Regions from separate parts of the Homo sapiens genome. Here region 2 is linked to region 1. Evidence: read pairs that join two places in POLR2A ChIA-PET (ENCODE). Cell type or tissue: Panc1. All regions are shown on one strand. Each heading gives the region's core, and the rest is flanking DNA. Links, peaks and the distances in the headings are about the cores only. Region 1 overlaps CCSAP (centriole, cilia and spindle associated protein). Region 2 holds the start of LOC124904541 (a long non-coding RNA gene).

Region 1 (15,439 bases), core at 4,482-6,981:
GTTCCTGGGGGGCCGGAAGGTTAGGAGGAGCAGCACAGCCAAGGCTGGCGACGGCCCATCTGGATTTGCCACTGGTCTCTTGAGCTGTTTCAGCTTCCTTCAGCTTCGATAACCTGGCGCTTCTTTATCTTTGGTTTGTCTGATTGATTGATTGCTTGGCATCTGCCAGAGACTCCCTTTTGTTCCTCTGATTAAATTCAAATGGCTGCATTTCCCCTGTTCATCCATAACAAATGCATTTTACTCTCAGGAGCTTTAGTCCTCCCCTGACTTAGCCTTAGCTTGTCTCTCCTGTGTCAAGACCCGGAAACATTTCAGATGAGAGGACCTTCATGTGTGTAGTCAGAAAACATGTATGTTAGCGTTAATACTGTTATGATAGCCTAAAGCAAAGGCTGCGTTTAAGGAAGCAGAAAGTGAAACTGCAAACTGCTTGAGTTCTAGATAAACAGCATAATGAAAATTTCACTGAACAGACATCTGAACCCTAGCAAATGGTGTTATTTGGAGTGATATTTGAGACAACAAAGCTGCCGTTTAACAAAAGATCTCTAAGAAGTCCGTGGGATTAATTTTAACAGGATTTATCTGTAGTATAAGACATCTTAGGTGGTAAAATCTCGAGATGTCTTTGGTATACTGATGTTAAACATTTAAAGTTCTTTTATTTTCCCTGCTTTTTATGAGCTGTTTATAAGTCGTTAATTAAATACTTATGTTTAATGCTAAGCAGTTCGGACAGTTTTCCAGAGCCAACTCTAGAGGCACATGCAAATTAGTTGCTTACCATTTCTGTCTAACATTTAATTTGCTGTTGCTTAGTTTCATTATCCCTGATATGAATCAAGTGAGAACAGCATCAAGTGAGAATGGCTCTTCTGTGGAAGGTTTTATGTAAAGAAGAACTATATAGAGAGGCAGGGCTTGACTCTGCCCTGCTGCAGTTGACCTGGCAGTAGCCAGCTTCATTGCAACCTCTGTTGAACATTAGTATAATAGCCCCTTAAGTTACTATCCTTTATTTTGAACTCTCTTTAGATTCATGAATCAGCATTACGAGCCAAGAACAGAAGACAGGTGGAAAAAAGGAAACTGGTTGCTCAAAGGCAGCGAGCTCACTCTGTGGATGTGGAGAAGAACAGAAAGATGAAGGCTTCCTCCTCAGAGAACCCGTGGATGACAGAATACATGAGGTGCTATTCGGCAAGAGCTTAAAGAAACACTTGCGTGGACAGCCTCTTTTAAAAAGTGTAAATGACTGAAAGGAAAAACAAAACAAAAACCATCAAAAGAAACGGACACAGGTTTAAGAAACCAACTGATTATGCAAGGTTTTTTTTAGGGAATTTGTAAAAGATTGTTTTATTTTGATGAATATTGGTCACCTACCTCGGCAGTAGGGCAGACAGTTGAAGCCATAGACATTTGGTTATTTATGAAGATAATTCCCTAAATCTTTGATATTCTTATAAGGTTTTTGTTTTAAAGCATCTTAATCTTTTAAGATACTGACACCAAATGCCTTTAAATGGCAACAGATGCTTACAGTTCAGTATTCTTTTCATAAGCTTAGGTAGAGCCTATTATCATCTTGTTCTAAATAACTTTCCAGATTCCATAGCTATAAGATCATTCCATCCTACAGCATAAGACTCGTTTTCCTTATATGCCGTTTTGTTTGTGAAAGAATATCAAGTCAAAAATGAGTGTCAGCACTACTACTGATTCCATGTATAATGAAAGTAGAACTTTGCTAGTTCCTGAAAATTTTTAACTTATTTGTATTTCAGTTCAGCAGCATCTTTATGTAGATTGTGATATTTAAGAATTATCTGGGCTGGGCGAGGGTCTCTTTTTCTCTTTCAGTGATCATCTAGGCAGTTATTATTTAATAGTTTAATAGCTCAAGTACATTCCAATAGACGAAGTGCACACAACACAATATGTGTGTACAGTAGTAGTAAAGTTTCTTTTGAGTAGTCAAAGACTCACTTTTTTTATTGCCTTTTTTTTTTTTTTTAAAGAATACATACTGTGGATTCAGTCCCTTGTCACACTTGACCTTTTGGCATACACCCACTGTGGACTTTTGCCTCTTCTGTAATGGCTGGCAATGACATTTCAAACTTACAATCTGGAATTGCACTTGGTACATTGGCATTGCTTGTTCCACTGGGATGGGGACCAGTGTGAAGATGCCTGTTAGATAGACTGCCCACCCCTACTTTCTCTTTTTCTTTATAGCACTTAACAATAACAAAGTCTTGATGATGTACAGTATTCAAACTTTAGGTTGAAATACGTTACTCTTTGATTCCTAGCCAGTAGATCTTATCTACACTTTAATGGGAGAGAATGGTGGTGTGTGGGTAGGCACAAATTTATGTAAATAGTGCTCCTTCTCTTTAGTATGTTTGCTTTGGGGGTAGAAAAATGGTTTTAACAAACACTGGTTTCCATCAAATGAATGATGTCTTCTCCATCCTGTGGAGACAAGAATCTGCTAGAAGGATATGTGCTAAGTTCCTTATAAGAGATAATGGTGCTCTGCCTATGCCAGCTTGGCACCCGAAGATGTGTGAGTGGACGTGAGGCTGAGTATTACCTTAGTATTTTTCTCTGGGTCTTTGGAAAACCATAGTCAATTTTTAGAACATATTGCTTTCATTCCCCATAAACTCTTCACACATGATAACTGTTTAAGCTTTGAAAACACATACTGAAGTATTGTGAGCTTAAAAAAACTTTTTAAATATTTGCATAGTTTTGAGGTGAATTTGTTTCCTTACAGATCTCTCCTAATCATTGAGATGTATATTTCAAAAGAGGAAATTTTACATGTTGTCCAAAACAGCCTTGCTAGTAACTGGTGAATTTTGGTATTAACTATTATTAAAGTCTTTAAACGACACAGGTACCTAAAGATCACCTTAATGTGGCAATTTGTGATGGTGTAGCTAGCTGATTGTGAAAACTGTTCCTTTAAAGTCGCTTCTTGCATGTTCGGTGTTAGTCATCCAGCTCAGGCTTGTGTTGCAGCTGACAATCTAGGAAAGACGGCCTTAGAGAGTGGTGCAGGCCCCACACTGACGGACTGCCTTAGAAACCCGACTTCCTCTAGACTTTGAACCGCCAGACTTTTCTCTTGTTTAGAAAACAAACTTATATTTAATGTACTTACTACTTAAAACTCCAGACAGAGATATAATGTAGAAGGCAAATATTGGCCAATTTTTTCCTCTTTTTAAGTGGAAGACAAATGAACGGGATTTTTAAAGTGCTTTTAAAGTGCATGAATGGTTAATAAATCAGTATGAATTGTAAGCCTTCATCTTACATCCAAGTCCTTAGTTGGTTAGGGTTTCTTTTCTTTCTTTTTTAAAGAGTGTCAATTACCTTTTGAACCTGTGAAAATTTGATAGTTGTTAACAGTCTGATGGTCCTAATTCTTTCTTTTCATTCTAGAAATGAATGTGGTTGTAATCATGTTCCTAATTCTTGGGACAACCTGCAAGACAGTGAGACAGTTTAAAAATTACCTTTCATGTTGAAAAAGTCTGAAACAGAGAACCCAATGATATTTAAAATAAATGCTACATAAAACTCTTTTTAAAATTTTGATTTTAACTTAATTAAAACAATGTCATAAATATGCTTTTTGATTTTGTTACTGCTTTTAATATTAAAGTAATAGAATATTGAAGCAATATTGTCTAGCACTCTGCTGGACATTAAGTCCGCGGGAGGAGAAGTGAACAGGAATCGATTCTTTGTCTTTTAACTGCCCTTAGTTAGGAGATGTTAAAATACTTGGCACCTCTGGTTATATGTATGTTATGTGTGTTCTCCCCCCTAAAATTTCTAAGCACATTTATTCACTTTTAAAATGAATCTTTAAAAGATTATAGTTAGTAGTTATAGTTAATATTCTATTTACTTGGAAAAATGTGAATAAATGGATCTTCAAAAGATTCATTTTAAAAATGAATAAATGTATAATAGGCTATAGGTGATCTTACTTGCGTATTAGGTAGGAGGCACATATTTATACCATTTCATATGTAATATCTTTGTCATTGTGTTTCATCGAAGATCAATTGCTAGCAACTTGAAGGGTATTTATACTTGGGTCACTTGAACTCAGCTGACTAAATTGTAAGAACGAGAGCAAGCAAGATGGCTGTTATTGGAAGCCATAACTTCCAGAAGATAATTCTGCACAATTCGTAAGTTAAAAAAAATCTGTAGGGTCTTCCACTATCCTTTTTCAGGTTGATAATGCTGTTCTGGGCACACACTTTGTAAATGGAATGTTATGGTACAGTCGCCTCTCAGTATCCATGGGGCATTGGTTCCAGGCCTCCCTTAGGATGCCAAACTCCATGGATACTCAAACCCCTTCTATAAAATGGTGTAGTATTTGCATATATCCTAGACACATCCTCCTGTATGCTTTAAATCATCTCTAGATTACTTAAAATACCTAATACAATGTAAATGCTCTGTAAATAGTTGTTATACTATATTGTTTAGGGAATAATGACAAGGAAAAAAAAGCCTGTACATGTTCAGCACAAGTGAAACCATCCTTTTTGCCCCCAAATATTTTCAATTTGTATTTGGTTGAATCCATGGATGCAGAACTCACGGATACAGAGGGCCGACTGTACTTTCTTTAAAGTGTTCAAAAGTATTACTAGCAAAGAGGAGGAGGAGCAAAGCATATATCAGAAGTAAAACAATTTTTCTTGTTGACTGCTTTGGTAAAAAACAGTTTGATGGATAGTTTTACATTTCACTGGACTAGATAAAAAATGGTGCTAATATTTATGTAGCTTGATGCTATAGTTGCTTTGGTATCAAACTTAATACCTAACCCATATAAGATCCTTATTATATAATTTTGTGATCAGTAAAATGATATTTTAAAGAGTGATCTTAAAAATATGACCTGGTCATTGCACAACGTTTGCATTTGAAATGAATTTTTGTACTATAGGGTGGATATGGAGTTATTCAGTGCAAGTGTGTGCTTAATATCAAACCCTATGCAAGGAGCTATGTCTAGATTTTTGGTCCAAATTTGCCTCCTTCAAGCCTACTAGTGTGAGATGGAAAAAAATCGATTGCTCTTTTAATATTATTTCCATTTTGAAATTCTCGACACTTGAATGAAGGCAGTAGAGGCCTCTTTTTGGATTTCTCTTCTAATAACAAAACTTTATTTAGGGAAGGTTTCCCTGTGCTATCGTAAGTTTGTTTTGAGCACTGCATTCACTTTAAAATTCTGGAGGAACAAAGGCTGGGCACATAATCACAAAGCCCAGGCCACACAATAATTCGGGGTTGTATTTTCTAAGAACTATGTATTGTTTTTAGCTTATAGTTAATATTGTATTTACTTGGAAAAATGTGAATAAAGTTAATTAACATTACAAGCTGAGACTCTTTTGTGAGAAGTAATTCTGCTTAGTACATAAATGACTTGAAGAAAATGTATGATCATATTGACTCCTAAATGGATTTTTCAGTAGATAAATGTTTAACAAGACACATTAGTTATGTCCGGGAAAAGATAAATAGTGTATATACACTTTGAGTTGAGCTATAATTTTTCCCAGTCTTTTCCATCACATCTTCTTATGGTTTTGAAAGTTACAAAAGTAATAGTGCATGGTTAAAATAACTCAAAAAGAAGTATAGAGTTGGCTGGGTGTGGTGGCTCACGCCTGGAATCCCAGCACTTTGGGAGGCCGAGGCAGGCAGATCACTTGAGGTCAGGAGTTTGTGACCAGCCTGGCCAATATGGTTAAACCCCGTCTTTACTAAAAATACAAAAATTAGCCGGGTGTGATGGCACGTGCCTGTAATCCCAGTTACTCGGGAGGCTGAGGCAGGAGAATCGCTTGAACCCGGAAGGCAGAGGTTGCAGTGAGCCGAGATCATGCCATTGCACTCCAGCCTGGGCGACAGAGCAAAACTCCGTCTCAAAAAAAAAAAAAAAAAAAAAAGGTATAGAGTTAAAAGTGAAAGTTCCCTGCTCATCGAAATTCTACTCCTCTTCTTAGAATAAACCATTTTTAAGTTTTGTGTGTAAACTTGCAGACCTTTTTTCTAAGCATTTATCTATGGAGATACATGCACACATTTGTTTTTGCACAAATATTGGATAATGCAATAGACATTCTCCACTTTTTTTTCCCTTAATATCTTAGGGAAGATTCTAGTTCCAGGAAGATGGAGGAAGCACCCATTTCCCCCACTTTGTTCTTACTGAACACATCTATAAAATATGGACGGACTGTGTCACACAGCTATTTGAGGACTCTGAAAAGTAAATAGCAACGCACAGATTGGGTACACTAGACTTCTAAGGACCACTAAAGTGGTGGTGAGTCTTCCTTTTTTCTTCTTCATGTATCATCCAGCCTTAACACAGGCCAAAACACAGAAGTAAGTACCGTGGTGCGGAGATCCAGAAGCAGCCTGGCTCGAGGGACAGGAGGGGAAGGAAGAGCTGAAGCTCAGAGAGTGGGGGAAATGCCCCTCTTACCTCTCCTTTTCCCCATTTTTTCGTGCTGAAGCTCCCAGGTCACCCCCTGGCTGCCAGTGGGAGCCTGCAGGAGTCGGAAGCCTGAGGGACAGCCTCGCACATCTCCACCAAGTACAGCTGCATCACCAAGAGCGCGGGGCTGAGCTGATGCGCTTTTTTTCCTCTCTGAAGGATATGGCTTAATTGCAGAAGTGGGCAATTTTGGGCCACAGGACCAAAAAAGGGGAGCCCCAGGGAACTAGAAAGTGCTAGGGAGAGAGCAGAGAGAGAAGAGCTTAAGAAAGTGACTCCACAAAGTTTTTTATGAACACTAGCCCTTCCCCACCTACTCACATGTTCACAGTGCTTATGGGTAGAGCTGATCCTAAGTCCATATCAAAGACAGCAGAGAACCGAGCTTGCAGGTGAGCCCTGTCAGGCCTCAGACCACAAGATGGGGCCCATATGGGATGAATCCAAATAGCACTGCAAAAGCTTTGAAAACTGAAGTGACATTGGGACCAAAACTCACAGAAGGTTGGAGTTTTCGGCCTGAGCCTCACCAGATCAATTTCCTGCTATAATAAAACAATAGTATCAACATTTTCTATAGGACTTACTTAAAAGCCGCGTCTCCTCATGTAACATTCAAATATCTAGAATACAATCCCGAATTATTCAGCATATAAAGAACCATGAAAATAATTCTAATGGGAAAAGACAACAGAAGCCATTATAGACTTTAAAGTAGTTAATAATAAAAAGCTCAGAGAAGCAATCACTCCTGAAACATATTAAAATAGAAATTATCAGTAAAGAAATAGATGATATAAAGCAGAACCAAAGGAAAATATTAGAACTGAAAAATACTATAACATTTTAAAAATTCACTGGATAGACTCAATGGAATGGAGATGACAAGAGAAAGACAGATTGATAAAATCATCCAATATGAATAGAAAAGTCACTGAAAAATGAACAGACTTTCAGGGACCTGTGGGATGATACTGACAGGTCTCACAGTCATGTCACAGATGGATAAAAGAGAGTGCAGTGCTGGCCGGGTGTGGTGGCTCATGCCTGTAATCTCAGCACTTTGGGAGGCCGAGGCGGGTGGATCATGAGGTCAGGAGTTCAAGACCAGCCTGGCCAACATGCCAAACCCTGTCTCTACTAAAAATACAAAAATTAGCTGGGCATGGTGGTGGGCACCTGTAATCCCAGCTATGCGGGAGGCTGAGACAGGAGAATCGTTTGAACCCGGGAGGTGGAGATTGCAGTAAGCCAAGATTGTGCCATTGCACTCCAGCCTGGGTGACAGAGCGAGACTCCGTCTCAAAAAAAAAAAAAAAAAAAAAATGCAGTGCTTTACAACCATCTGTATAATTAATGGCTGAAAAATTCCCAAGATGGGTGAAATCTTACAGATTCAAGAAGCTGAGTAAATCCTAAACAGGATAAATTCAAAGAAGTCAATGCCCAGACACATCATAAACTGCTGAAAACTAAAAGACATCTTGAAAACAGCCAGAGAAAAATGACACATTACCTGTAGGGAAACAACAATTTGAGTGACGTCGGAATTTTCATCAGAAACCGAGGAGGTCAGAAGGAAGTGGCCCATTTTTTAAAGTGCTGAAAGAAAATAACTGTCAATTCAGAATTCCTAGCCAATGAGGTATCCCTCAGGAATGAAAGTGAAATAAAGACATTGTCAGATGCATGAAAACAGAGAGGAATGGCAGCAGCTGACCCGCTCAAAGGAACTGCACAGGCAGCTGGTCCTTCAGAGACAAACAGCACCAAAAGGAAACCTGCAACATCAGGAATGAAGAAAAGCAACCAAAATGGCAACTATCTGGGTAAAATAGAATAGACTAGTCTCCTCTTGAGTTTTTATAACATGTTTGATTGTTGAAAGCAAAAAATATAACATCATCTGATAGGGTTTCCAACCTATGTAGATGCAATATATAAGACAACTGTAACAGAAAGAGGGGCGAGTAAAGGGACCCACATGGTGGGAAGGTTTCTGTATTCCAAGCATATTTAAGTGACAAAAACGGTTCTAAATAGGCTGTTTTCCTTTCAAAACTTTATACAAAGATATAGTCAAAATCATAACAGATAAAATGGAATACTAAACATGTTCAAATGCGCCGGGTGCAGTGGCTCACGCCTGTTAATCCCAAGACTTTGGGAGGCCCAGGCAGGTGGATCATCTGAGGTGAGGAGTTCAAGACCAGCCTGGCCAACGTGGTGAAACCCTGTCTCTACTAAAAATACAAAACTAGCCGGGTATGGTGGCAGGTGCCTGTAGTCTCAGCTACTCAGGAGGCTGAGGCAGGAGAATCACTTGAACCCAGAACCCAGAAGGCGGTAGTTGCAGTGAGCCAAGATCGCACCACTGCACTCCGGCCTGGGCGACAGGGCGAGACTCCATCTCAACAACAACCACCACCACCACCACCACAACAACAAAAAGTTCAAATAACCCAGAAGAAAACAGAAGGGGGAACCAAAGAACAAAAAACAGAGAACAAACAGAAACCACACACATTAGTAACTACATTAAATGTAAATAGTGTAAACACACCAATTAAAAGACAGTAACATGATTCAGCTATATGATGTCTACAACAAATTCATTTTAAATGCAACCATATGAGTAGGTTAATAGTAAAGGACAGAAAAAGATGGACCAGGCCGGGCATGGTGGCTCACGCCTATAATCCCAGCACTTTGGGAGGCTGAGGAGGGTCGATCACTTGAGGCCAGGTGTTCAAGACCAGCCTGGTCAATATAGTGAAACCCTGTCTCTACAACAACAAAAACAAATACAAAAATTAGCCTGGTGTGGTGGCACATGCCTGTAATCCCAGCTACTCAGGAGGCTGAGGCATGAGAATTGGTTGAACCTGGGAGGTGGAGGTTGCAGTGAGCTGAGATCGCGCCACTGCACTCCAGCCTGGGCGACTCTGTCTCAAAAAAAATAAAAATAATGAAAAAGGACCATAAAAACGCTAATCAAAAAAGAAAGCAATAGCAAAGTTGATTTCAGAGCAAAGGAAATTACCAGAGATAAAGAGGGTTTTTATATAAAAGGGTCAATTCACCAAGAAGACGCAGCATGTTTAAAGGTGTACGCACCTGGCAGCAGAACTTCACCGTGTATGAGCTTCTGTGTCCACAGTGCACAAGCATAGCGACACTCTCTAAAACCTGCTGGACTTACTGTAAGTGAGGCAAGCATAATCCCTAAAAAGTGAGACAGTATGGAACAATAGAACATAGGATTCTCCATACGCCCAGGGAAAGCAGGGTTATGACAGGAAGCAGATGGCTATGGTGGACAGGTGAATTACTGGAAAAAGGCTAACATGACAAAGAAGATTGTGCTGAGGCAAAATATGTGAAGGAAATCTGACAACTGAAAGGAGAACTAGACAAATTCACCATTACAGTTGAAGACTTCAATACTCCTAACAGTAATAGAACTAATAGAAAACTAGCCAAGATGGAAGAACTGAGTATCATTAATCAAGTGGCTGTAACTGACATTTATAGCACTCCACCCAACAACAGCGTAATACATATATTCTTCCAAGGCCACGTGGAACATATCTCTAAGACCATATCCTGGTTTATAAAATAAACTTTAATGAATGTAAAATAACTGAAATCATACAAAGTATGTTTCTGACCATAATGGAATTGAACTAAAATTCAGTAATAGAAGGATAACAGGAGAATCTGAAATTGCCTGGAAGTTAAACAACATAGTCATAAATAAATCACCAAAGAGGAATTCTCAAGAGAAATCAGAACATATTTTAAAGGGAAGAAAAGTGAAATTATAGCATATTAAAATACGTGGGCACAGATAATGCAGTGCTTAGAGGGAAATTTATTGCATTGAGTGCTTTTATTATGAAAGAAGGTTTCAGATCAATAATCTGAGCATCCACAGTAACAGAAAACGATAAGTAAAATGAACCCACAACTAGCAGAACAAAGGAAGACAAAAAGCAGACATCAATGAAATTGAAAACAAAAATGGAATATGAATGAAGCCGGGAGCTGTTGCTTCGAAAAAATTATTGAGAAACCTCTAGTAAGACTGAACGTTTTTAAAAAAGAAGCCATGCGTATCAACATCAGGAATGCAAGGATTTACATTTTACTGATTTTTTTTTTAATAGGGTCTCACTTTGTCACTCAGGCTAGAGGGCAGTGGCGCAAACACGGCTCACTGCAGCCTTGAACTCCTGGGCTCAAGTGATCCTCTCACCTCAGCCCCCCAAGCGGCTGGGACTACAGGCACGTGCCATCACGCCCAGCTAATTTTTGTATTTTTTGTAGAGATGGGGTTTCGCCATTTTGCCCAGGATGGTCTCGAACTCCTGGGTTCAAGGGATCCCAAAGTCAGGCATGAACTGTGCCTGGCCTTACTGATTATTAGTGATGTTACCATCTTTTTCTTATTAATCAGTCATCTTTACTTCTTTGATGAATGGTCTGCTTATGTGCTTTGCCAATCCTTTATTTTGGAAAAAAATGTAGAAAAGCGCACTGACTTTTTTTAAGTGAGTTTCTTTCTGTCTTACTGATCTTGTTAGGGTCTCTCTATATATCTGATATACATCTTCGGATAGATATTTTGTGAATATTTTATACAGCTCATTGCTTTCCTTTATGCTTTCTTTTGTCTTATGGAAAATACCAATTTGCATACTCAAATCTCAAACTTTTCCCTTACAGATGGGGGACTTTGTGTCACTTTCAGAAAGACCCTTTGATTATAAAAAATGCAATATTGTCTTCCAATGTTTTAGAAGAAAAACTTTGCTTCTAGTTTTAGCTCTTTAATCCAACTGAAGTTAATTTTTTTGAATATGAAGTAAAAATTCAACCTTCCCTTTTTTTTGAGACTAAGTCTCACTCTGTTGCCCAGGCTGGAGTGGAGTGGTGTGATCACAGCTCACTGCAGCCTCGACCTCCCTGGGCTCATGTGATCCTCCCACCTCAGCCTCCCCATCACTGGAACTACAAGCATGAACTACCACGCCTGGCTAATTTTTGCATTTTTTGTAGAGATGGGGTTTTGCCATGTTGCCCAGGCTGGTCTCGAATTCCTGGGCTCAAGCCATCTGCTGGCCTCAGCCTCCCAAACTACTGAGATTACAGGCGTGAGCCACCCTGCCTGGCCCAACCTTCCTTTTTTAATCAAATGGGTAGCAGATGGGTTTAACACCATCTGTGAACAGTCCTTACTGATATAAAGTGTTACATCATTTAAAAAAAAAATTCTTGGGAAGGTTTCTTAGATACATGGGAAGGTTTCTAGATGCTGCTCTTCTGTGGATCAGTTTGGACAAACCTGAGCTCACTATATTCTTTTAAACTGCAAAATAAGTTTTGCAGTTTATTTTATATCTGGGAGGCCAAGTCTCCACATGCCCACCTTGTTCTCTTTTCTTGGTTATTTTCTAAATATGAACTTTAAAATGAGCATGTCAAATTCTATTTTTAATTCCATTTGGCAGTTTCATTAAACTGCACTGAATTTACTAATTTTGGAAGATTAACAGCTTTCTAATATTGAGTCTTTTTATCCCCAAATATAGTATGTCTCCATTTAGGTCGGTCTTCCTATATTTATTTCAGCAGGATTTAAAGTTTTCATGAATAAAAAGTCTTGCACACCTCTTGTTGGATTTGCTCCCTACTTCCATCAAATTTTCTAAATGGTTCCTGCCAATGTATAGGGAAAGGCCTAAATTGGAAGGAAAATTATTACCTTTTCTGATAAATGAGAGGAGCATATCAGTGAAAACAAAAATTAAGGATGCTGTTTAACTAAATTATTTTGCAATTACCTCAAAAGAGAACTAGAAATGACCCAATTGGAAATGACCCAGTTCATCAATAAGAAACTGGCTAAAGAAAACATTATTTCCACAAAATGGAACCCTATGCAGCCTTTAATGAGAAAGCTCTCAATGTACTGAGAAGTGGAAAAGCTCCAAGATAGAGTTTAGGTGTACAAAAGATGGTGTATGTAACATGTTATCTTTTAAGAAAGGGAAGGCTAATAAAAATATCTGTATCTACATTAAGAACCTCTGGGAGGATTCACAAACTAACTAGTGGTTACCTGCAGGGCTAGAGGAAGAAATGGAGTGATGGGATGGGCAGGGAGCCTTCAGTGTTCACCTTCTCATGCGGCTTTGATTTTTAAACCATTAAGAATGCATTAGCCATTAAAAAATAATCCTAGAGAAAACAAAAGAGAAACAGATACAAACACCCACTCTTCAAAGATATGCCCTCCCACTGAAGATTCTCAGCTGTGTGATTCTTAAGCTAGACTAATAACTGAGCCACCTGGGAGGTCCTGTAAGTGAATGTTCTTTGGGCTCTTGCTCGGAGCTTCCCACTCAGGAGGCCACTGTCTGGCAGCGGAGAGGAGAACAGCGCGGGGCCCCTCCACTGCCTGCTGGTCTGGAATGGGGCTCTGGCACATTACAATATTTAAAACTCTGCATGCAATTTTTGGATGATAAGGTATAAATCCTGGATTTTCACCAAAACAATGAACTTTTTCTAGGAACAGAATTTTGACATGATTCTGTTAACCCACAATAAAATACACAGTACAGCATCTTCAGACTGCTGCTGATGCTCATCCAGCATTTCCAAAAGCCCTAGGTCTGACTTCATCTTGCCCTTGTTCTGGACCCAGGTTCTGCTCCACTTTCTTCCACAGCAGGGACTGTCACCGGGGATTCCCATGACGTGTACGTCATAATGCGACGCTCCAGAAGCCTGTGTGACTGCTACTTGTAGAATAAAAGGACACAGTCTTCATGGCTACCATAAAATTGATGGCCAATATTACAATAAAAATATAAACCATAAATCTCTTTTAAAAAGTTGTGCATTTTAAATGGTTGGGCTTCCTGCTCTGTAAGTGGGAGTGTAAATTGGTCAAGTTCTTCAGAGGGCAATGTACCTTTATTGATATTTAAAGAGTATGCCTTTGATTTAGCAATTTTGCTCCTAAAAGTTTTCTGATACATCCATATGTGCAGATACACTCAACAAAGGTGTTCACATGGTGCAGGACACGGATCAGACTGTGTCACATCCACACTGCCTGCCTCTAGTCATAAGCTGGACCTTGGCAGGGGGGAAATTCAAAAAAGGAAAGCGTGGAACAGTCTCAAAGCATGCTAAGAACACAAATGGGTCAGGTGTCGTGGTTCACGCCTATAATCCCAATACTTTGGGAGGCCGAGGCGGGAGGATTGCTAGAGCCCAGGAATTCAAGACTGGCCTGGGAAGCATAGCGAAATTCCATCTCTACAAAACAAAACATTAGCCAGACATGGCAGTGCACAACTGCGGTCCCAGCTACTTGGGAGGCTTGAGGTAAGAGGATTGCTTGAGCCCCGGAGGTTGAGGCTGCAGTGAGCTGTGATCGCACCACTGCACTCCAGGCTGGGTGACAGACTGAGATCCTGTCTCAAAAATAAAAATAGAAACCCACAAATGGAAGGACACTCTGCCTCCAGTATTTTCATATGAAAAGGGGTGTTTAGAGAAGTGTGTCTGAGGTCCTCATGCGAGCAGTTCAAGGGGCTAAGGGGTTGGCTGTGGGAGGTGAGCCTGCGTCTGCAGCTAGGAATTTTACTGTGCACATATGCTTTTGATTTTACTAATGAAAGATGGTCCAAACCAGTTAAGGATGACTATTTTGGTCATGTCGGGTGGCTCACACCTGTAATCCCAGCACTTTGAGAGGCCGAGGTGGATCACTTGAGGTCAGGAGTTCGAGACCAGCCTGGCCAACATGGTGAAACCCTGTCTCTACTAAAAATACAAAAATTGGCCGGGCGTAGTGGCAGGCACCTGTACTCAGGAGGCTGAGGCAGGAAAATCACTTGAACCCAGGAGGCGGAGGTGGCAGTGAGCCAAGATCACACCACTGCACTCCAGCCTATGCAACAAGAGCAAAACTCCATCTCCCAAAAAAAAAAAAAAAAAAAAAGATGACTATTTTGTGAAAATTAACATCGCTATTAGTTAATGTTTTACTGTTCTTAACACTTAGGTATTGACTAATACCTATGACAGCTGCTGCATCCATTTCTGTTTCATTGTTTTAGAGCTTCAGGATTTCAGAAGAACTGAGGAGTTCCTCTGTGTCCAGGTTGCTGTCTGGTCTTTGACGAGAACCTGGGAAGTCTGGACCAAGCACATACTTCCTGGCAACAGCCTCCTAGGACAGCCTCTCATGCTGCCCCATGGACAATGCATGGCAACCCAGCCTGCCCCTGCGTTGCCCTCAGGCCTTGACCCGTGATCACTTGTGGATACTTACACTCAGCCCCCGTTTGTCATCTGTGCTTTCTACAATGACCACATAGCTAAATGTTTCCTTGAAGCCCAGCTCAAGTATTCCTTTGCCGTGTAGTGTCACCCAGCCATGGAACAAACCTGTATAATGTCACCCAGCCATGGAACAAACCAGAGTAAAGTATCATCCCCACAGAAGATCCCTGTGAACAAACACCAGACTCTGTGCCTAAACTTCAGGCCACTAGACGTTTCCTAAAATGTAACTACATATGGTAGAAGTCTGGAGCAACAGGCTAGCATTTAAAGCCAAAATTATTCCTGGAAATAAAAAAGAGGAAAAGAGGATAGCCAGTAGTAGAATAATTGCATAGTTACAGATTAAAGAAAAATTCATGAGTGAATAATGAAATTTTTCTTCTACTGTTGCTCAAAGACTAAGTAGAGATGAGTAGCACAGCTGAGGGCTAGCGTGGGTCAATAGTTTATTGGCAGACAGCACAGGAATGCCGCCAGAATGAATACACTAACTGCTGCAGCTAGAAA
Region 2 (15,439 bases), core at 6,521-9,020, 84 kb before region 1:
TCCATGTGAAGAGACCACCAAACAGGTTTTGTGTGAGCAATAAAGCTGTTTATTTCACCTGAGTGCAGGTGGGCTGAGTCCGAAAAGAAAGCGAAGGGAGTTAAGGGTGGGGCAGTTTTATAGGATTTGGGCAGGTAAAGGAAAATTACAGTCAAAAGGGGGGTTGTTCTCTGGCTGGCAGGAGTGGGGGTCATAAGGTGCTCAGTAGGGGAGCTTTTTGAGCCAGGATGAGCCAGGAAAAGGACTTTTACAAGGTAATGTCATCACTTAAGGCAAGGACCGGCCATTTTCACTTCTTTTGTGATTCTTCAGTTACTTCAGGCCATCTGGGCATATATGTGCAAGTCACCGGGGCTGCGATGGCTTAGCTTGGGCTCAGAGGCCTGACAGGAGAATCCCTCAAACCCGGGAGGCAGAGGTTGCAGCCAGCCGCGATTGTGCCATTGCCCTCCAGCGTGGGCAATAGAGTAAGATTCCATCTCAAGCAAACAACCAAATAGCAACTTGAACCAATGTGCCTCTGCACATTTCACACATGCTACAAAGGAGGGGTGTGGCATGGGACAGCATTGACCAATCCTCGGTCAGGAAGGGCTTCCAGAGCAAGTGCAGCTCTGAAAGGCAGGTTGAACACCTCTAGCAAGGTCCTGGGATCCTTTAAGTCCTGAAGGGAGGTCAGTGTAGCTGGGAGAGAGGGTAGGGGTGGCGTGGGGTTGTCAAGGAGGCACAGTTGGCCAATCTAGCCTGTGCAGACCCTCCACTGCTGAATGTATATATAATTTTTATTTTAAGAGCAATGGAAATCCATTGAACTGTTTTAAGGAGACAGAGGGAGAGAGAAACACACACACACATGCACACAGAACCTGGCCTCGGTGGGTGTAGGAGGGAGAACTGAATGATAGCTTTCAGGTCTCTGATTCACACATTTGGATGCTCAACGAGGGCACCTTCCTTTGGGAGCTTCGGCTGGTGTGGGGAACCAGGCAAGTTGGGAGCCCTGGAGATGGCGTGCCTAGTGGGGAGACGGGGGCAGGCTGGGCCTGAGATTGCGGTACGACCTGGGTCCCAGCAGCCCTTTTACTTCCTCTCAGTCTGTTGGAGCCTTGGGGCTGGAAGGGAGGGTCATTAGAATGTTCTCTGCAGAAAACTCAAAAAGCCCGCAGGAGAATGAGAGTCTGTGCTATTTCGGCATTCCCTCCCATTTCACTCACTGCCTCGAGGGAATGATAAATATGAGAAACCTGCTCAAAAAGCCTGGCTGGACCCAGGGTCTGCTTGAAGGCCTGTGCTCTGGGGCTGGAAAGGGGAGGGGGGAGGGGAGAGGGAGGAAGGAGAGATGAAGGGGTGGGGGGGAGAAGGGAGACGGAAAGGGGAGGAAAGGGAAGGAAGGGAGAGGGAACTAGGAGAGGAGAGAGGAGGAGGGGGAGGGGGGGAGGAGGGGACAGGGAGAGGTAGGGGAGGGGAAGAGGAGGCCGAGGGGGAGGGCATAAGGCCTGCCTGCAGCTGTCTGCAGAGCCCCACGCCTGCCACACGGTGAGTCACAGTGCCAGCTCCCACTGCCTGCCTCTATTTTTATATCAGCGCCTGCTCATATCTGACTCGTTAACTAAGCCTTCCAACTGGTGGAGGGGAATCTGGTGGCAGAGGATGAGGGCCGAGGGAATAATTTAGAAGTCTACATAGGAATTATAAAGCGATCCTTCTCTCTTATCAGGAGCTCTAAGCCTTTTTAATAACCAGGCGCTTTCAGCTGCTGCTCTAGAGGGCTGTGGGGAGTTGCCAGCCCTCCCAGCAGTAATCAGTGTTCTGGGAAGGAGAACAGAGTCAACAAGAACAACCGCCTGGGCTTTGGCACCAAAGGGTGGTAGCAGCTGCAGGAGGGGCTCAGGGAAGCTGTGCTAATAGGCACTTAAATGTGACACCCACATAATAAGGATCCTAAACAGATGGTGGGGGGCTGCTGCTATCATGCGGTGCGCATAATAGATGATCAGAGCAAATGACAGGCACGCCGCCTGGGGCTACCATTCTGCAGAGGGTTGATTCGAATGGGTTGACACCTGCTGGCTTAGGCAGGCATCCCTTTCCTCCCTCACTGCTCCATGTGGATCTCTCCTGAAGCTGCGTGCTGGGTGGAAGAGGAGAATCTTCTCTGATAGAGGACAACGGTTCTGTGGTCAAGTGTATACCACTCCCCTGCTAGAACCGCGGAACGAGCTCAAACCAGAAGATGAATGTTGAACATGTACATCCTGTTGCCTTCAAAATACTCAGAAGAGGGGAATTCAGGTTTTCTATTGCTAAGAGGAACTTGGGGTGAGCTGGGAGCCCTGCGGCACCCGCCTTTCTGCAATGCTCAGAGAGGGATGGGCAGCCAGAGCTGATGTGTGCCCCTGTGTGCCTGGGATGGATGCCGGCCCTGCTGTTCGCTCCCAGCTCCTGGGTTTGGTGGAGAAGAGGCATGGGCACGTCTGCTCTGCCCTCCGGAAGAATCCCCACGTTCAGAACAAGATGCCAGAGACCCAGGTTCCCAGGTCCTGCCTGCACGCCGAAGCAGAGTCCTGGCCCTGGCAAAGCTCCAAGGGCCCGATGACCATGCCTGGGGTGTTGGGGGAGGGGTGCAGGGGTGCCTGGCCATGGCACAGCCCTCTCCTTTCTGGAGGCTCCTGGGTATCAGCTGTCCTTTCCTTCCCGCACTCTGCCTGAACGTAGAAGGAAGAAGAGAGCCGCTGACAAAGGGCTTGTGCTTTCTCCCAGCCCCTTGGATAAGTAAGCACAGCTTTAAATCCAAACTTAAGAGCCAGGAGAGCGGCACTGGTGGGCATCTCCCCAGGATTCTCATGGTCTGGGGGAAAGACAAGAGCATCCAGACCCTGCCTGGGAGCTCCCCGGGCCCGCGGCCTCAGTGCACACCCTGAGCTCTCCTGCGCCCCCCTCCCCCATCCCTTGCACCACCCCCTCCTTCTCTGCACTTTGGTCCCTTCTCAGGGACGTTGTCTCTCAGTGGCTCAGGTGCCTGGCTCCAGGGAGGCCTGGGAGCTCACTCCACACCATGCTCCCACCCTTCTGATCAGGAATTCAAACTGCTTTGCCTTTCCTTCACATGCACACGGAGCTGTGTGTGTGGGGTCCACGACTCTGGGCAGAAGGTAGCCTTGAACTGCTTGGACACCCTCCCTCGGCACCAGCTTTCTCACTTGGGTCTTGTTAATCTCAGGTACTCCTTGAAAGCAGTGGCCAAGTTTCCTTCATAACGTGCCCCCTAGGAGCCCATGCAGGTCCTTACACCCAGGGACGGCTCAGAGAGGGCCTGGTGGCTGATCAGCGAGTCTCCTGGCATCTGTATCCACCCTGAACTGGGTGAAGGGAACTTTCCTCCAGGGCCAAGGATGTAATGAGCTGCCTGCTTAGGAGGAAAGCTAGACGTATTCCCATTGAGTAGATTTGAAAAACAAGGCTGATGGTGGATCATAAAGTCCTGGAGCCTGTGTCTCTAGCGTCACGGAATGTTCAGAGGGGACGTGGTGGTGGGGATGGTGGGCAAGTCTGGGGCATGGAAGCTCTCAGACTCCTTCCTGGGTGGGAGATAAAAGGGAGCATTTCCCTCTAGAACCCGTCAGTCAGAGCCAGTGTTGAGAACAGTACCCTCCGCCTTCCTTAAGCAGGTTTTTACCTTTGCCGTCCTCTAAGCGACCTCCTTGTGTTCCATTTCACAGGCTCCCCATTATCAGGCTGTATTTATTCCCCTTCCCCTCCCTACAGCTGCCTGGTCTTCCTAACTAGGCTGAAAGTGCCTGAGCTGGTTTGACTGCAGCTCCTCTGCTGGCTCCAGAGCCTGGGACAGGAAGGAGGCTGTGGAGTGGGAGAAGCCTGAGGCAGGCAGCCCAGGCGGGCCCATGGGGCTGTGCTCACTGTGACAGCTGGGCCACATGCCTGCCATTCCCTGCAGCGTGCTCATCCTCTTGATATAGGGATGCTATTGGCTGCCCAGCCAGTGAGGCCTTGGGCTCTGGGACCAGACGCCCTGCTGCTTTTAGGGCAAGGCCAGTGGGGACAGGCTAGGACAGGCGTCAGCTTTCTTTCTCTCCTTGCATGGCCAGGGCCTGCAGCCCGTTTTCTGATTTGTGTGTATTATTAGGTCCCAGGGATTCCTGCAGCCTGGGTGAGCCTCAGTGGGTGGGGCCCACCCGGATTCCCACCCCACTCTGTGGAGGAACTGTATCCGGAATCTGAGCTCTGTCCAGGGTCCTCAGCCCGGCTGAGAGAGACCTGGCCCACTGCCTGCTTCCAGGCAGAATGAAGAAGGTGCCATTTCTCATCCCCACTGTCCATGAGGCCACATGAGGCCTGCCTTGCTTAGATGTCCCTCCGGCACCCTGCACCTGATGGCTTCTTTCTGTTCCCTAGATTATCCTAGCTCACGGCTGACAAGGGCCTAACAGCCTCCTCCTCTTGGTAACATACGAGCAAGTTTACCAGGGTGGATAATATCGTGACTCAATGGGACCTACTGCTCCTGGAGGGGTGGGTGGGGTCCCATCCAGGGCAGGGCCCACCTTGCCCCACAGGCAGGGCCCTGTTAGGCTAAGCTTCGGGCTGGGAGAAAAGCGAACTCTTCTGCCCTTTCCGACGCCTAAGGACCATCGACTGGAGGGAGAGGGGCCCTGCGTTTTTGCACGGGGGATATGGGCAGAGGCCGGCGTATTTAGGAAAGTGAACCCCCTTCATTGACTGCGTTTAGCCAGGGGAAGCCAGCCCCTGCCCAGGCCCATCCCAGGGTCGCAGAGGTAACGCTAAACAGGGCGCCTTGGAGCTGACCGCGTGGGGCGGGTTCGCGCTGCCTCGGCGTCGCCCGCCTCTGAGCGTGTGGGTGGGGGTGCTTAGGGCCCTGGCCAGGCTTAGGAAGCAGATCTGGCTGGATCTGATAGCTCTTACCTTGGTTTGAACGTTTGTGCGAAGAGCTGATTGCCCTGGAGGCGAATTCCCGAGAAGCCGCGGGAGAGCCGCGTGAGTGTGCCCAGCTGGGGCGTCCGAGGGCGAATCCGGCTAGGGTGCCTTTCCTGCGGCGCGGAGCCTCAGCAGCACAACCCGCGTGGGGCCGCGATCGCCCTCCTTCCCTCCCTCCACAGACTGCTTTCCCCAAAGCAGGCACCCCTCAGGCCAGCCTCATCTGCGTGCCCTCACCACCCTGGGGTGTCACCTCCCCGCGGTAACCCCTCCGCCGTGCACGCCAGACGCTCAGTCCGCGGGGTGCTCGGGGCAGGGCCTGCTCCCCCTCCCCACCTCGCTCCCTCCCGGGACAGCCCCTCGGGGACCAGAGCTCCCTCTCGTGTCTTATCTGCCACATCTGTAAAGCAAGGGGCACGTTAATCGCTTCCAGGGTCTCTCTTTCTCCCCCCAGTCCTGAGCTCCTGCCTCAGTTGCCGCTCCGTAGCTCCGGAACACGCAGGCCCCCGAATGCCAACTTTGACGGGGGCGGCCTTCAAATCCCAGAGGACGCGCTCGCTCTGCGTCCCCGACTGGCGGCGCGGTGCCTGCCTCGCCTATGCAGCAGAGTTAACTCGGGGCCTTTTTGGGTGCAGGAGCTGTTCACGTCGTATTTTGCCGGTTGAGGAACTCCAGACCCAGGCCACGTCTCTTCACTGTGGGGAAAAAAAGCCACTTGTGAAAAACTTATCCCCCGTGGCATGGACTGCGTAGGAGACAGTGAATGAAACAAGCGACCAACCTCAGCATGAACTAAACCGAGAGACCAGGGCGGGAGGGGAGGGGAGAGGGGGAGAGTGGTCAGAGGCCGGGCTCTCTGTCTGGTGGAGACTGCCCAACCGCTGCTTCTGAAACAGCAGAGACATCTGATACACACAGAGGTCTTTTGTGAATGGCCTTTGTTTGTCTTTTGGGGGCTGTGTGGAGGGCACGACACTTTTTTTGATGGCAATCAGAGCAGGGGCTGAGACCAACCTTGGTTGATATGGTGCCGACCACAGGCTACAAACATGAGCTGAGAGGTAGGATAGTAAGTGGAGGAGAATGTCCCGCTGAGCCAGACAGCAGCAGAGGGGTTACATGGGATAACAAGACCACAATGAGGAGTTAACATTTGTGCTGCACTTAGAATAGTGCCTTGAGCAGGTGAAGTTCTATATGTGTGTTCATTGAATGCATTTTTAAAAGGATACATTTTTTTAAAACCTCAATTAGAGCTCAAGCTTTTATTCAAATAAACTTTTATTTTGGGCAAATTTGAGATTTGCAGAAAAATTTGAAGTTGCTCTGGTGGGACATAGGTTTCCATATATCCTGTACCCAGTTCCCCCTATTGTTAACACTGTACATTACCTTGGTACAACCATCACACTAAAGAATCAGTTATGGCAAATTCCATTTTTTTTTTTTTTGAGATGGAGTCTTGCTCTGTCGCCCAGGGTGGAGTGCAGTGGCACAATCTAGGCTCACTGCAACTTCCACCTCCTGGATTCAAGAGATTCTCCTGTCTCAGCCTCCCAGGTAGCTGGGATTACAGCCATGCACCACCACGCCCGGCTAATTTTTGTATTTTTTAGTAGAGATGGGGCTTCACCATGTTGGCCAGGCTGGTCTCGAACTCTGGACCTCAAGTGATCCACCTGCCTCGGCCTCCCAAAGTGGTGAGATTACAGGCATGAGCCACCACGCCCGGCCTATTTTTGAATTGTAAAAAAATTATTTGTAGAGAGAGGGGTCTTGCTTTGTTGTCCAGGTTGGTCTATGAACTCCCGGCTTCAGCGGATCCTCCCACCTTGGCCTCTGAAAGTGCTGGGATTACAGGTGTGAGCCACCATGCCTGGTACATTCACATTACTTAAACTCCAGGTTTTACTTGGATTTTACCTGTTTTCCCATAGAATGCCCTCTTTCTCTTCCAGGATCCCATTGAGGATGCCACGTTATACATAGCCATCATGTTTTCTTATTCTCCTCTGGTCTGTAATAGATTCTCAGTCTTTCCTTGTTTTTCGTGACCTTGACAGTTTTGAGGAGTCTGGTAATACTCCTTTGTAGATGGAGATTTGTAGAATGTCCTCAATGTGGATTTTCTCTGATGTTTCTCTCATGATTAGCCTGGGGTTGTGGGTGTTTGGAAAGAACACTAAAGAGGTGGAGTGCCAGCCGGGTGTGATGGCTCATGCCTGTAATTTCATCACTTTGGGAGGCTGAGGCAGGTGGATCATGAGGTCAGGAGTTTGAGACCAGCCTGGCCAACATAGTGAAACCCTGTCTCTACTAAAAATGCAAAAAATTAGCTGGGTGTGGTGTGGTGGGGTGCGTGTAATCCCAGCTACTTGGGAGGCTGAGGCAGGAGAATTGCTAGAACCCGGGAGGCAGAGGTTGCAGTCAGCTGAGATTGCACCACTGCACTCCAGCCTGGGTGACAGTGTGAAACTCCATCTCAAAAAAAAAAAAAAAAAAAAAAGGTGGAATGCCCTTCTCACGGCATCCTAGCAGCGGGTACATGGCACGCCATCTCTGGTAATGTTCACACTAATCATTTGGTTAAGGTGGTGTCCGCCAGATCTCTCTACTCTTAAGTCACTGTTTTTCGCTTTTTCTACAACATTCTTTGGAGCCCAGGCTTGTTGTGGGTGGGGAGATTAAACTCCACCTCCTGGATGGGGATGCATCTAATATATTGTTTGGAATCCTTTGTAGGGAGGAGCCACCCTTTCTCACTATTCAATCATAATTTACATCAGTATGAAAGTACATATATTTATTTTGTACCTTGGGTTATAATCCGATTATTTGTTCTTTATTTTGTTGCTTAAATGGTTCCAGCTTTGCCCATCTGAAGCTCTTTTGGGTTGGCTCCTGTGTTCTTTTGACATGCCATAATACTTCTGTTTATCCAGCACTTCCTTACTTTCTGTTAAGGGTGTTGCTCAGGCCGGGCGCGGTGGCTCACGCCTGTAATCCCAGCACTTTGGGAGGCCCAGGTGGGCGAATCACGAGGTCAGGAGATCGAGACCATCCTGGCTAACACGGTGAAACCCCATCTCTACTAAAAAAATACAAAAAATTAGCCGGGCATGGTGGTGGCCGCCTTTAGTCCCAGCTACTTGGGAGGCTGAGGCAGGAGAATGGTGTGAACCCGGGAGGCGGAGCTTGCAGTGAACCAAGATCGCACCACTGCACTCCAGCCTGGGCGACAGAGCGAGACTCCGTCTCAAAAAAAAAAAAAAAAAAAAGAAGGGCATTGCTCTGTCTCTCAGGCCGGAGTGCCATGGTATGATCTTGGCTCACTGCAGCCTCAACTGTTAGAGCTCAAGCAATCCTCCCACCCCAGCCTCCTGAGTATCTGGGACCATAGGTGTGCACCACCACACCCAGCTAACTTTTTAAAAATTATTATTTGTAGAGATGAGCTCTCCTTATGTTGCCCAGGCTGGTCTTGAACTCCTGGACTCAAGCAGTCATCCCACCTCGGCTTCCCAAAGTGCTGGGATTACAGGCATGAGCCACCACACCTGGCTGCTTATCCAATTTCTATCTCAAGAGGACATATGTATTTTTACTTTTGTATCTATCTCAAGAGGACTCTATTTTTACTTTTCACCCAGTTGCCTGCCATCATATAGCTACCAATGGAGTCAGACTCAAATGGCCCATCCCCACAAAATAGCCCCTCATTCCAGAGCCAGCTCTCATAAGGATGGGAAGGAGTCCTGTCCTCATGGTCTGGCCTTTGTCTTCTGGGCATCCTTTCTCTGGTCTCTGGGTGCCACCCTTCCCCCTTACTATGCTGGTAGCTCCTTGGTCACTTTAGAGCTGATGCCGGCACCTCCTGCTGGATGGGGTGTCCTTGCTCAGAAACCTCTAGGTGCCCTGGCTGGATCATTAGCGTCCACAGGTTCCCCTTTCCCGAGGGGCAGGTGTGCCCACAGGTGCTGCTTTGGCCACAAGGACCATGAGAAACCTGGTCTTTGCTCCTGCAGGAAAAGGTCATTCTAGTGTTCCTCCTTCGCAGCACAATCTCTTCCCACCACCAGGGGCTATTGGCTTCCTGGTCCTGCAGTCCGAAAGTGGCCCTCAATTTAGTGTCATGGCCTGAGCTCTGCCTCCGCCTTTGGGGCTGATGGTAGTGACTGGCCACCGTCCCCCACAGCCTGTTGTAGAGGACTTTGTGGTGAGGGTGGGAGCAGGCCCCGGCTCCCTTCCACTTGTCCCTCCTCTGCACCGGGGCAAAAGGGCTGTGTCACTGGATCTTTAGATCTCGCTCACTCTGCAAGTCAAGGACACAGAAGACACATCCAAGGGACATACAGGGCTCATAGATCCCAGACGCTTCTGGATTAAAGGAGAAAGAATCTTGGCTGAAAACACCCTGGAGGATGAAGCATGAAGGGTCTTATTGAGGAGAGGCTGTGTGGAGAAGGTGTCCTCACTCTTCCTTCTGCTCAAGACCTTACCAGGTGGGGCCATGCTGAGGGCACGTGGGGTGAGGTGCTTAATATGTGCTCCATCCTGGTATGTAAATCTGAGGCAGGTAAGTCAAGGAGATAGGCTCTAATTGTGCACCCACTGTGTACCCAGCACTCTGCTGGCCACTGGGGGAAATAACAGGGCAAGGGGAGACCTTTCTCCTGTCCCGATGAGCTCATGGTCTTAAGGAAAAGGTAGGATGTGCAGGGACCACCCTGGGAGCATGGGTCCCGGTCATGCAGTTCAGACGTTCAGGGCCCGTGTGACCTCTGTGGGCTGGCACCTCTTGACAAAGGCTTCCCATAGGCTGGGGATGGGGAGGGTGGAGAGAGCGGGTGGTGTGTGGTGTTTAGGAGCAGACTCTGAGTCTGATGGTTACTGAATCTCAGTGATCTCTATCCAGATGTGTGTTCTTGGGGGATCCACCTTGCTCCTCCAAGCCTCCACTTCCTTGTGTATAAAAACAAGAGAAATAGTTGCAAGATTACTGTGAGGATAAAGGTGATGTTGTCTATATAATGCTCAGCTGGGTGTGTGGTGCACAGCAGCCATTCAGTTACTGGTAGTAGCTGTCATTGTTATTTAGAAAGGAAGGGCCTTTCTAAAAGGGTGTCGAGGCTCACACCTGTATTCTCAGCACTTTGGGAGGCCAAAATGAGAGGATTGCTTGAGCCCAGGAGTTCGAGACCAGCCTGGGCAACATAGCTAGACCACCCCCCCCATCTCTACAAAAAATTAAAAAATTGGTGGAGCATGGTGGCACGTGCCTGTAGTCCCAGCTACTCAGGAGGCTGAAGTGGGAGGATCACTTGAGCCCAAGAGTTCAAGGCTGCAGTGAGTTATGATTGCACCACTGCACTCCAGCCTGGGCAATAGAATGAAACCCTGTACAAAAAAAAAAAACCCTAAATAAATAAAAAGGAAGGCCAAGTCCAAGGCCACCTGCTCCGTCTACTCTCATCCCCCACAATCTCGATGCTGCATCTTCCATGGTGCTCCTGGAAGAACAGGACCACAACCCTGTTCCCTCCTGTACTTGCCTCAGATTGGAGCAGGCACAGTGGTCTCCTCACCTGTTCCTCTGGAAGCACAAAAGGCTACAGTTGAATGGTAGACACAATAATGACCCCCAAAGATGTCTGTGTCCTAATCCCTGGAACCTGTGAACTTGTTATCTTCATATGGCAAAAAGGACTGGTAAGGACCTCTGTAGTTGGGAGAACATCCTGTATTTTCTGAATGGGCTCAATTTAATCACAAGCATCCTTATGAGAGGGAGGCAGGAGGGTCAGTCAGAGAAAGAGGTGGGACAATAGACACAGCGTTGGAGGGGCAATGGCAGAAGGAGACCATGAGCTCAGGAGTGAAGGTGGCCTCACTCCTGGGCTCATGGATTCTCCCCTAGAACACAGCCTTGTCAACGCCTTGATTTGAGACCCATTTCAAACTTGTGACCTCTAAAAGTATAATACATTTGTATTTTGGAAGCCACTAAGTTTGTGGTAATTTGTTACTGCAGCAATAGAAAACGAATACAAGTGTGTTATGAAAAATGACCCTTTCCTGGGCTGATTTGCCTCTTCTTGGGATGAGCCAAACCTAAATAGAGACCATGTTGCAAAGGGGCATGTTTTTCTTTGGGATCCATATTACAAACTTGTTACCCTGGGGTAATTAACGTTGACGCTTTCATTTCCACCACTTCCACATCAAAAGCAAATTTGTTACATGCATCAATCCTACTTGGATGGAGGCAAACTCGGTTTCCCTTCTTTGGAGTTCTTGCCAACTCTCCTTGGAAGGCAGTAATGATCTGCCTTTGCTATTTAGAGCATCTTCATTTCCTGAATATCAAGATGACAACAATATCCTATAGATATGTCCTCTGCAACCTGAAGATTTATTTTCACATGTTGCTTTTTCTTTCCAAATAACAAAGTGTCTCCAAGGGAAAGGCAGCTTCCTGGAGCTGGGCATGCGGGATGGTGGAGTTGGTGTGTGTGTGCGCGTGCCTGTGAGTGTGGGGGCTCCATGTGTTCTCAGCCTCTCCAGAAATAGATGGGCTGAGCTTTCAGTGAGTTTGAGGATGCCTTGAAAAAACAAAACAAAACAAAAAAAACCCTGCTCTATTCTTTGGCATTGTAGCTGGTTTAAGATTAAACCAGAAATATGTCCCTTGATGTAAGGTTCCTCTGCCAGCCAGTAGGACTCTCCACAAATAGGAGTCCTTGGTTATCTCACAGACGTGGCCAGTGAAAAAACTGGCAGAACCTCGGTCCTTCATCTGGAGCTCATGAAGCCACATTGGAATGGCACACGGGAGTTTATGTAGCAGTACTTGCACATGTATAATCTCAAACCTATGAGGTAGATGTTATTATTCCCTTTTACAAAGAATAATTACTCTTGTTTTCCTTGTTTTTTTGAGACAGGTTCTCGCTCTCTCTCCCAGGCTAGAGTGCAGTGGTGTGATCATAGCTCACTGCAGCCTCAAATCCCTGGGCTTGACCGATCCTCTCATCTCAGCCTCCTGAGTAGCTAAGACTACAGGAACACACTACCACTCCCACCTAGTTTAAAAGTTGTTATTTTTAGTAGACACAAGATCTTGCTATGTTGCCCAGGCTGGTCTTGAACTCCTGGGCTCAAGCGATCCTCCCACCTCAGCCTCCCAAAGTGCTGAGATTACAGGCATGAGCCACTGTGTGGCTTTTTTCCTTTTTCTTTTTTGAGAGCTTGAGATTCGGCAGGGCCTGTGTTAGGCTCCTTCCTTAGTTACTTAGTACAAGTACCTTACGTACTTAGTACAAGTTGAGCATCCTTAATCTGAAAATCCAATATCTGAATGCTCCTAAATCCAAAACTTTTTAAGCACTGACATAATGCCACAAGTAGAAAATTCCATGCCTGGTCTGGCATGGTGGTTCATGCCTGTAATCCCAGCACTTTGGGAGGCTGAGGCAGGCGGATCGCCTGAAGTCAGGAGTTCAAGACCAGCCTGTCCAACATGACGAAACCCTGTCCCTACTAAAAATACAAAAAATAGCTGGGTGTGGTGGCACACACTTGTAATACCAGCCACTCGGGAAGTTGAGGCAGGAAAATCCCTTGAACCTGGGCGGTGGAGGTTGCAATGATTGTGCCACTGCACTCCAACCTAAGTGACAGTGAGACTCCGTCTCAAAAAAAAAAAAAAAAAGGAAAATTTCCACACCTGACCTCTGACCTCATGTGATAGGTCACAGTCAAAATGCAGTTGCACTACACACAGTTTATTTAGCATCTCCGATGGGGAAAAGGCCCTCCCAGCCCCCTTCAGCTGCAATATATCTTTTCCACACATGCCCAGATTCTCCCATGCAAGCATGCCCACAAAGAGTAATGAAATAAAAACTTTGGTTCATGCACAAAATTATCTAAAATATTGTATACAATTACCCTGAGCCTATGTGTATAAGATGTATATGAAACAAAAATGAATTTCGTGTTTAGAGATGGGTCCCATCCTCAAGAGATCTCATTATATAATATATGCAAATATTTTAAAGTTCAAAAAATTCTGGCTGGGCACAGTGGCTCACACCTGTAATCCCAGTGCTTTGGGAGGTTGAGCTGGGCAGATTGCTTGAGCCCAAGAGTTTGAGGCTGCAGTAATCTATGATGGCATCACTGTACTCCAGCTTAGGTGACAGAGCTAGACCCTGTCTCAAAAGAAAAAAAAAAATCCCAAATCCAAAACACCTCTGGTACCAAGTATTTCAGATGACGAATACCCAGCCTGTATAGTGTTTGGGAGGCCAAATGTGGGAGCCAAACTGCCTGGGTTTGAGTCCTGGCTCCCCCTCTTATCAGCTGCATGGCTTTGCTCAAACTTCGTCACCTCTCAGTGCCTTCGTTCCCTCCTCTGTTAGGTATCCTGGAGATGGCTGTGAGGATGATGTGAGATGATATTTGTAGGGTGCTCAGAATGGTGCCAGGCATGTAAGAGGAGCACACTGCATCCTTTCAAGACAGGTATTTGTAGCTGGTGCTCAGGTTCCAGTTGGACTGAACTCACGTCTGAGTCTTGCTGGCCTCTCCAAGAAAGAATTCTTTCTCCCCATCAGAGAGAGAGTTTTCTCCTGTGTTACGTTGTTTGGCTGTGAGGCAGTAACTCTAATTGGATTAGTCTGAGTCTTGTATAATCTGTGATGATCAGCTGATTTTCAACAAGGGCACCAAGACAATTCAATGAGAAAAAAGAATAGTGCAACTCCTTTGGAAAACAGTTTGCAGTTACCCCAAAATTAAATATAAACTCATCATAGGACCTAGAAATTCCACTCTTAGGTATATGCCCCAAAGAACGGAAAGCAGGGACTCGAACAGATGTTTGTACACCCGTGTTCATACCAGCACTATTCACAATAGCCAGAAGGTGGAAACAACACAATTGTCCCCACCAGATGAATGGATGGACAAAATGTGGTCTATCCATACAATGGAATATTATTTAGCCATAAAAAGAATGAAGCGCTGATACACGCTGTAACATGGATGAGTCTCGAAAACATCAGGCTAAGCGAAAAGCCAGACATGAAAGGCCACATATTGTAGGAGTCCATTTGTTTGGGATGTCCAGAACAGGTACATCCCCGCAGATCGCAGACAGGCAGCTGCTCAGAGCCCAGGGGAGGAGAGGAATGGGGAAGAACTGTCTAGTGGAGGTAGGGTTCATTTGGGGTGGATGAAAATGTTTTGGAACCAGGGGAGATGGTGGCTGCAAAACACTGTGAATGTTCTAAATGCCACTGAGTAGATTGTTCACTCTAAAATGGTAAATCTTATCTTAATTTCATCTCAATAAAAAATTAAGGCGGGAGAATCACTTGAACCTGGGAGGCAGAGGTTGCAGTGAGCAGAGATTGCGCCATTGCACTCCAGCCTGGGCAACAGAGCGAGACTCTATCTTAAAAAAATAAATAAATAAGACAATGATTACTCATGTGAGGATATGATGATGGAAAGAGGACAGTGAAGGACTTCTGGGTTGCCAGTTATGTTCTGTTTCTTAATTAGGGTGTGGAATATACCAGTGCATTCACCGTGTGTGAAAATTCATCAAGCTATGCACATGATCTGATGCTTTGCTGAATGTATATTATACATCTATAAAAAAGTTAACATGGAAAAAAAAGTGCCCAAGACAGTGCCTGGAGCATATGAGGGCTCCACAACTCTTCCTCTCCACCTCTGCCCCCCAGCTCCCTTGCCAGTCCTCCTCCCTCACCTATCTCTCTTCCTGTTTTCTTTCAGAAGTGCAGTTTGGAGAGGAAAGAAGCCGTATCTCAGTCCTTTCACCAATAGCTGATGTAATCTCAAGAGAGTTGCATTTCCCACAGTGGAGACTTCACACATCACAGCTAAATCCTCCAAGACGACTCGGCTGTGGAATCCTAATGAAGAATGCAATAGGTAATCTACTGAGGGAGGAGTTTACAAGACTCCAGATAGCAAGAAAAATGGGCGTGAGTGTTTAATATTTGAAAGGTTCTTTCTGCCCTCAATTATTAAACACCACGCTAACTGGTACAAAATATTCTCTTAAATCATTTTCATGAAAGTTTCAAAAGAATTTTCTTCTATATCAGGTTGCTTATGAGCAGGAGCTCATGCAATTCCTCTCCAGAGGTGGAAGGCCGAGAACCCTGCTTGGGCCGTGGTGGGTGGCGTGAGGAGCTCACAGCGGAGCCTTAGGAGGCCATTCTGTGTGGATTTGTATCACCGCCCTTTTCATCAATGACTCCAAGAAGGAGCTGCAAGTACCACAGGCTTCCAGATCTTCAGGTGTGGCCTGGGACAGTGTGCGTGCCTGTATTCTCAGCTACTCGGGAGGCTGAGGAGGGAGGATCACTTTGAGGCCAGGAGTTTGAGGCTGCAGTAAGCTAGTGTCACACCACTGCATTCTAGCCTGGGTGACAGAGACCTCATCTCTAAA

Evidence for each region. ChIA-PET counts read pairs that join two places held together with the same protein. Peaks named below come from ENCODE experiments on the same cell type or tissue, not always from the same donor. Only the 100,000 strongest peaks of a DNase experiment are listed, where the experiment ranks them.
Region 2: POLR2A ChIA-PET joins it to region 1 with 10 read pairs; 4 of 35 experiments call an interaction of 5 or more read pairs at or near these places.

The regions. Positions count from the first base shown.
Region 1 is chr1:229,311,011-229,326,449 of GRCh38, reverse strand. CCSAP (centriole, cilia and spindle associated protein) reads left to right here. Exons shown (of 4, transcript NM_145257.5): 4 at 1,039-5,435. The coding sequence ends at 1,215. Among named protein-coding and RNA genes, the nearest start is that of CCSAP, 24 kb to the left of the region's middle. In Panc1, for the core only: no CTCF peak of the experiment used is centred there; no DNase peak of the experiment used is centred there.
Region 2 is chr1:229,397,368-229,412,806 of GRCh38, reverse strand. It overlaps LOC124904541 (a long non-coding RNA gene), which reads right to left and starts at 5,462. Exons shown (of 2, transcript XR_007066925.1): 1 at 4,939-5,462; 2 at 765-2,705. It also overlaps the pseudogene RN7SKP276. RefSeq lists an enhancer at 4,830-5,795. In Panc1, for the core only: no CTCF peak of the experiment used is centred there; no DNase peak of the experiment used is centred there.